Regions from separate parts of the Mus musculus genome. Here region 1 is linked to region 2. A link is a loop called in an ENCODE intact Hi-C map of the cell type or tissue named here. Cell type or tissue: left cerebral cortex. All regions are shown on one strand. Each heading gives the region's core, and the rest is flanking DNA. Links, peaks and the distances in the headings are about the cores only.

What was found. A loop is a pair of places that touch in the nucleus more often than their neighbours do. Peaks named below come from ENCODE experiments on the same cell type or tissue, not always from the same donor. Only the 100,000 strongest peaks of a DNase experiment are listed, where the experiment ranks them.
Region 1: a loop joins it to region 2, with 3.0 times the contacts of the local background. A loop is called at or near these places in 12 of 42 quality-filtered maps.

Annotation. Positions count from the first base shown.
Region 1 is chr7:111,962,551-111,965,468 of GRCm38, forward strand. No RefSeq gene overlaps it. Among named protein-coding and RNA genes, the nearest start is that of Gm33204, 46 kb to the right of the region's middle. In left cerebral cortex, for the core only: a CTCF peak has its summit at 1,634 (motif pointing left); DNase peaks (open chromatin) are centred at 903 and 1,163.
Region 2 is chr7:111,545,510-111,548,427 of GRCm38, forward strand. The region is part of intron 6 of Galnt18 (polypeptide N-acetylgalactosaminyltransferase 18); the gene reads right to left. Among named protein-coding and RNA genes, the nearest start is that of Galnt18, 230 kb to the right of the region's middle. In left cerebral cortex, for the core only: a CTCF peak has its summit at 1,748; a DNase peak (open chromatin) is centred at 1,669; H3K27ac peaks cover 255 bases.

The sequences.
Region 1 (2,918 bases), core at 219-2,718, 420 kb after region 2:
ATGGAGGCTTGCTAGCCACCCTTTCCATCTTCATGAGGAGGGGTGGGGAGCTATATATATAGCATTTCCAAGCAACTGACATGGAAAGTGATCCTATTACCCAAAACCAGAAGGAGCATATAATGCTCATTTTGCATGCCAGAACTGCCCAGAGGTATAACTTGGATGCTACACTACTATCCCAGGGTTCTGATATCAGAGCTGTGACATGTCAAGGTAGTTAAAAATGGGACCACCCTCAAAAAGATGGAGTTTTTAGAAGAGCAAAATAACATCTGCCCTTTTAAAGGCATGCAGTTCAGTGAGGGTATGAACACAGCTGGGGAAATGTGTGTGCTTAGCAGGCTGAGGCTGCGGGTACTCACTGCAAGAGAAACTGTTTAAGGAAAGAGATTAAGGAGAGGGATTCAGGGAGAATACCAGCACTGTGCAGCTCAGAGTTTCAGAAGATGCATGACGAGGGACAAAGGTCAGATTCAGCTCACGATGCACCTCATGCTCTCAAACGAACTCCCTTTCCCTCTGGTGTTGAGGAATTATCTACTGTGTGCCAGGCACCAGACCATGCAATTTTGCCTGTTATCTCTCAGTCCTATCAGCTGTGAGGTAGGGATTGATCCTCTCATTTCATGAATGAGAACTAAAGCTCAGAAGAGGGGAAATAACTTTCTCAGGACTCACAATCGGCAAGTAGTCAAGCCAGAGCTCAAGTCCAGTTCTGAGTCCAAAGCCTGCATTCTCTCCATGCTGCACAGTGGCACTGAGAAGCTCCGAGATGGAGCTGAGTAAAGAATCCAGGCACAAAGGACTCTTTGTATGAGTCTACTTATATGAACATCCAGAATAGGTAAATCCATAGAGACAGAAAGTAGAGGAGTGGTTGCTAGGGACCAGGGAAGGGAGAAATCAAGAGTGGATGCTTAGATGGTGCCGTTTCCTTTCAGGATGATGAAAATGTCATGGAACAAGATAGAGATGGTGGTTTCACAACTAGTAAATGTGCTAAATGTCACTGGATTAGACATTTATCTTAGTCATTTGATTTATGTTATGTGAATTTTACCTTGGCTTTTTTTAAAATAAAAGCTATTAGATAAGAGGTTTCAAGGAGATGAAGCCAGGAAATGTAAATATCTATGGCATGCTTGGGGAACAAGGAGGAGCTAGACAAGCGGGATCTCATGATGAGTCAATGCTCTCCTCTTGATGCAAGAGAAAAATTTGCATGAAGGTGTTAGTGGTAGCCTTTAGTTCAGAAAAAAAAACTGCCTTTCCTAAGCTAAGCAGGAACTGAATGCCTCTGGCCCAGAATGCCTCTGGTTGCATTTTGGTGTTAAAGGGGTGAGCACAGGTTGGGATGATAAAGTGCTTGCCAATGAAGCATGAGGACCTAAGTTTGACTACCAGAACCCACATAATAAAGTAGCATGTGGTAGTAGGCTCTTGGTTTTTGCTGTTGCTGCTACTGTTGTTTTGTTTGTTTGTTTGTTTTTGTTTTTATTTTTATTTCTTTTGAGACAGAGTTTCTCTGTTTACTTGGCTCTGTAGAGGAAGTGAGCCTCAAACTCAGAGATCTGCCTACCTCTGCCTCTTAAGTGCTGAGATTAAAGAAGTGTGCCGCCACCACCTGGCTAAAAACTTAGTTGTCTGTTTTTGGCAATTTCCAATTTTTCTTTGCCATTAAATTTTATTTATTTTTTCTCATTTTTTTGGTTTTTCAAGATAGGGTCTATCTGTATAATTCTGGCTATCCTGGAATTTACTCTGTAGACCAGGCTAGCCTTGAATTCAGAGATCCCCCTGGTAGCAGGAATTTGTAATTCTAGGGTTTAATTGACGTGTGTGTGTGTGTGTGTGTGTGTGTGTGTGTGTGTGTGTGTGAATGCCACCCTTACTCTGGGGCTCCTAAATTCAAAAGACACTATATTCTGCTTGAATATTTGAAAGTGTTCTTATAGGGCCATGCAATGTGGTCGTTATTTTTTTTCCTGCTTGGAGACAATTCTGCATCTCTGTGGAACTTAACTAGTAAGAGCACCCTAAAAGCTACCTTGCATCTCATCCCAGCTAGGCTTTGTCTGGACATCAAGGGACAGTAATTTCCTTGAAAGGTCTCAGGAGTCATGTAAGATATTTGGTTTTGCTTCACAGCCATAATGCTATAGCATACCCCACTGTACCCCACCCCCAAAAATGGTTATTCTCCTAGGATCAGTGAGTCTGGCCACAGACCTAGAGATCCATCTTCCTTCAGGTCAGGTCAAAAATGTTTGCCTTTACTTGGAAGTACTCTCAGAAGTGTGCGTATTAATGCCAGTTGAAGAATTCATACTGTAGATAGGCCCTTTCAAGGCCTGGTCACTTTTCTGGAAGAGAAGGAGGAAGAAGAGGAAGGGAAAGAGGGTGACAGTTGGGAGTGGATGCTACTGTTCTCCCCTTCCTAGCCTCTGGTACATGGATCTCCTGTGGATCTGTTGTAGGCCTTGATTTTTTCAAAACCTACTTTAATAAGGGTTCACAAATGCTTTGACACTCCCTCCTTCTAGGCCACCATCCAAAAGTAGGGGAGAAAAATGGTAAATAGGACAAGGTGACGTGGACATGCTTAGAAGTAGTTCTTTGGGGCCAATCTCCATTTGTCAGGATACCAGTAGTCCAGTTCAAAAGTGCCACCAAATATGAATCATCAATGGCAGCACAATCCAGCAGAAACCACAAGGCTTCTGCTGAATGATCAGGAGTCAGCGCCAAGGCAGTGGGAGCAACCAGGACCAGCAAGAATTCCAAGAGTTCTCTGTCGTGCCTCTCTCAATGAAGTAAGATCAGCAAAGATGAGAGACCAATGAAGAGCTGCACAGCTAGCTATTCAAGAGCCCCATCACTGTCCACTGAGTGTTACTGACATTCTTTCTAACCAT
Region 2 (2,918 bases), core at 255-2,754:
CCAGGTAAAGAATTAGGATTTCTGGACGTTTTGAGGGGGGAGAGCGACTCAATTAAGCCTATATCAGTTTCTAACTTTTTTTTAATGTCCTTGCCAGGTCTGGAATACATTCTTAAGACTAAGAAGTCTCTGAGCTATGAAGTATACAAATTTTCAGCCTTCTGTTTGTGTCAGCTCTTATTTCTTACTTCCTACTCCAGCAAGTCTCACTTTTTCCTCATTGTCATGCAGATTCTAAAGCCAGGGGTGGGAGCTTACTAGAATTGAGTGTAAAATGAGATTATCAGGGCTTTAAAGGGACACTCAACAGGCAAAGCTGAGTCTAAAGGAGAAAGAAAGCACAAACATTGTGATGTTTCTTGGGGGAGGAGTCTCAAAGGACTTGGGTCCTGGGCTTGATCACTGTGATATATCTATTGAGCCATAAAGTCCCGGACTTGAGTCTTTTCTCTGTGTTTTACCAATTGCAGGACCTTGGAACCTTATACAAGTTCATAATTTCAGTTTCTTCAATTGATAAAGGGGAGATACCATAAAAGGTCTATTTTAGAGTGATCTATGGTTGGATAGCATTAAAAAAAATGCCTCAGGGTTGGGAAGAGGGCTCATCTGTCAAAGTGCTTACCAAGCAAGTGTGAAGACCAGAGTTCAGACACCAAGGCCAAGGTGAATGCTGCTGTGGTGGGCTGCCTGTAACGCTACCCTCAGAAGGTTGAGACTAGACTCCAGAGTAAGCCAGCTGGCAAGCCTAGCTAAATGTGAGTGCCAGGTTTGATTGAGAGACCCTGACTCAGTGCACACAGTGGAAGAGAAATTGAGGATGATTCCAGACATCAACCTAGCAGGGCTGCCACATGTAGAAACACAGATGTGTATGCACACCAACACACATACAAACATAAACACATGCACATCCCACACACATATGCACAGGGAACATGAGAGAAAATGACTAGCAAGATCCCAGATACACATCAGATAGTCAATATGTGCAAAGTATTCTATTTGCCTACTCCAAAGCAGATGAGGGCTTTGCACGAGTTGCTGCTACATAAAGGAGATGTAAGTGATAAAGTGATGGCTTTCGGTTTGACGCACAATCCTGAGGGGTAATTAGACATATTATTTTCTCAGGCAGGAGACTGAGGCACTGAGACATTCGCTTGAAAAACTTAAAAGAAAAATAGGTAGCGGTAACCACACAGGAAGACAGAAAATGGTCAGCAACTCTGCACCCCCTCAAGGAAGAACCAAAATACAAACGAACTGTCCCTCCCTGTGCACTTAGTTCCACCAGCTTAGAGAGGCTGTGCCCTGTTTTAAAAGCTGCCTTTTCCTTTGCCATCAATGATGCTTCATCTCTGTCCAGTGGGAGGCAAGAGATCGAAAACAAAGGCTGGCAATATTTTATACTGTATTTGAAACCCTGAACACGAAACTACCCGGAGATATTTTAACACATATCTGAGAGCCTCACCCAGGCCCACACTCCAAAATAGCTTTATAATTTAAGGAAGGAGAGCCAGACATCACCACCACCGTGTGATTGACTCACACATATGTTGGAAGCAGAGTTCACAAATCTAATTCCTTTCCCCATTTCTGGACATTTTTACCCAGAGAACACAAGTGACCGGAGGCGGTGCTGCCCGCTCGGCCGATTCCTGACAGCTGCTTCTGGTGAAACAGATTGTGTTTGGGGGCAAGCATTTATCCAGGAGCAGTGCTGAAATGAGATGGCGAGGAAGCCGGCGGGTGGTGAATAAATGACCAGCGGAGGGAGAGCTGGAGAAATGAGGGTGATTATGCAGGCGCTGTCCTCTATGAATACATTAGCTTCCCATCAGCCTGTGCATTCCCACTGCCTCTAAAGCAATTGCTTGGAGTGCCAGTGAATACAGGTGTCTGAGGTGTTTTCCAAACTCAGCCTCAGACAGGCTGTTCCTTCAGACAGTTTGAAAAGCCTACTACTAAGACTGGGGATGAGCTACGCCCTGGAGCAGTGTTAGGTCCTCGGGGTGTCATGGGATGCTCACTGTCTGGGTCTCCCTTGCAAGTTAAGGAGAGGGTTGTCCTGGGTTTGCTGCTTATTCTGAGGAGTGGGAAACAGAGGAGAGTAATGATGAGAGGACGGTAGGTTCTTGAGTGGGAACTGAAGACCTGGACTGGACCCGAAGACACTAGATGCATGTACCATGGCAAAGGTGCAGTTGGGAGAACCGGGTTTTGGAGGAGGTCTACATAAGGTATGAATGGCTGGTTGTGAGACAGAAAATCTGTCAAGAAAAAGACACCAGGTGGCACAAGGTCCCTCTAAAAGGCTGACAACCCTGTGGAATGTGGGTGATGGGTTATTAGAAACAGTTGGAACCATATGGGGACTCACCAAGGCTGAAGCCATAGGTTTGACAGGGTGCTTCCTGGACACAGACAATCCTTCATTAGAGCCACCACTGTGTTTCTATCAAATACCAGGTACCTAACTCACCTTCCTGGCTGAGAAGAGGGATCATTCTAAGCTTCTCTGCCACAGGCCAAGAGATAAAAGCCAGGAAATGTTCTTCAGGGGTAAGAAAGAAAATGCCACTTCTTACAGAGATGCAGTATTGGTTGATAAACCATAGAGAACCCTCAGTATCAGGAGCCAGGATAGCCTGTGAGTCTGGCTAGCACGAGGTAGTGGTCAGAAAGCAGCATGAAGTGAATTTGGCTGTGTTCCACTATTTATACTCCAGGGGTTTATTTATTTCTTCCTAGACCCCTTTAACCATCTTTGGAAATGTTCTATGGACCACAGTGGAGTAGACTGCCATAGGGAAGTGACTCTGGTGATCTTTCTCATCCAGCTTCCCTCTGGTGTCTTCTGTTGCTTACCCTCAGAGATTTGTTCAGTCTAAACAGAAGTGCTAAACTGGGAG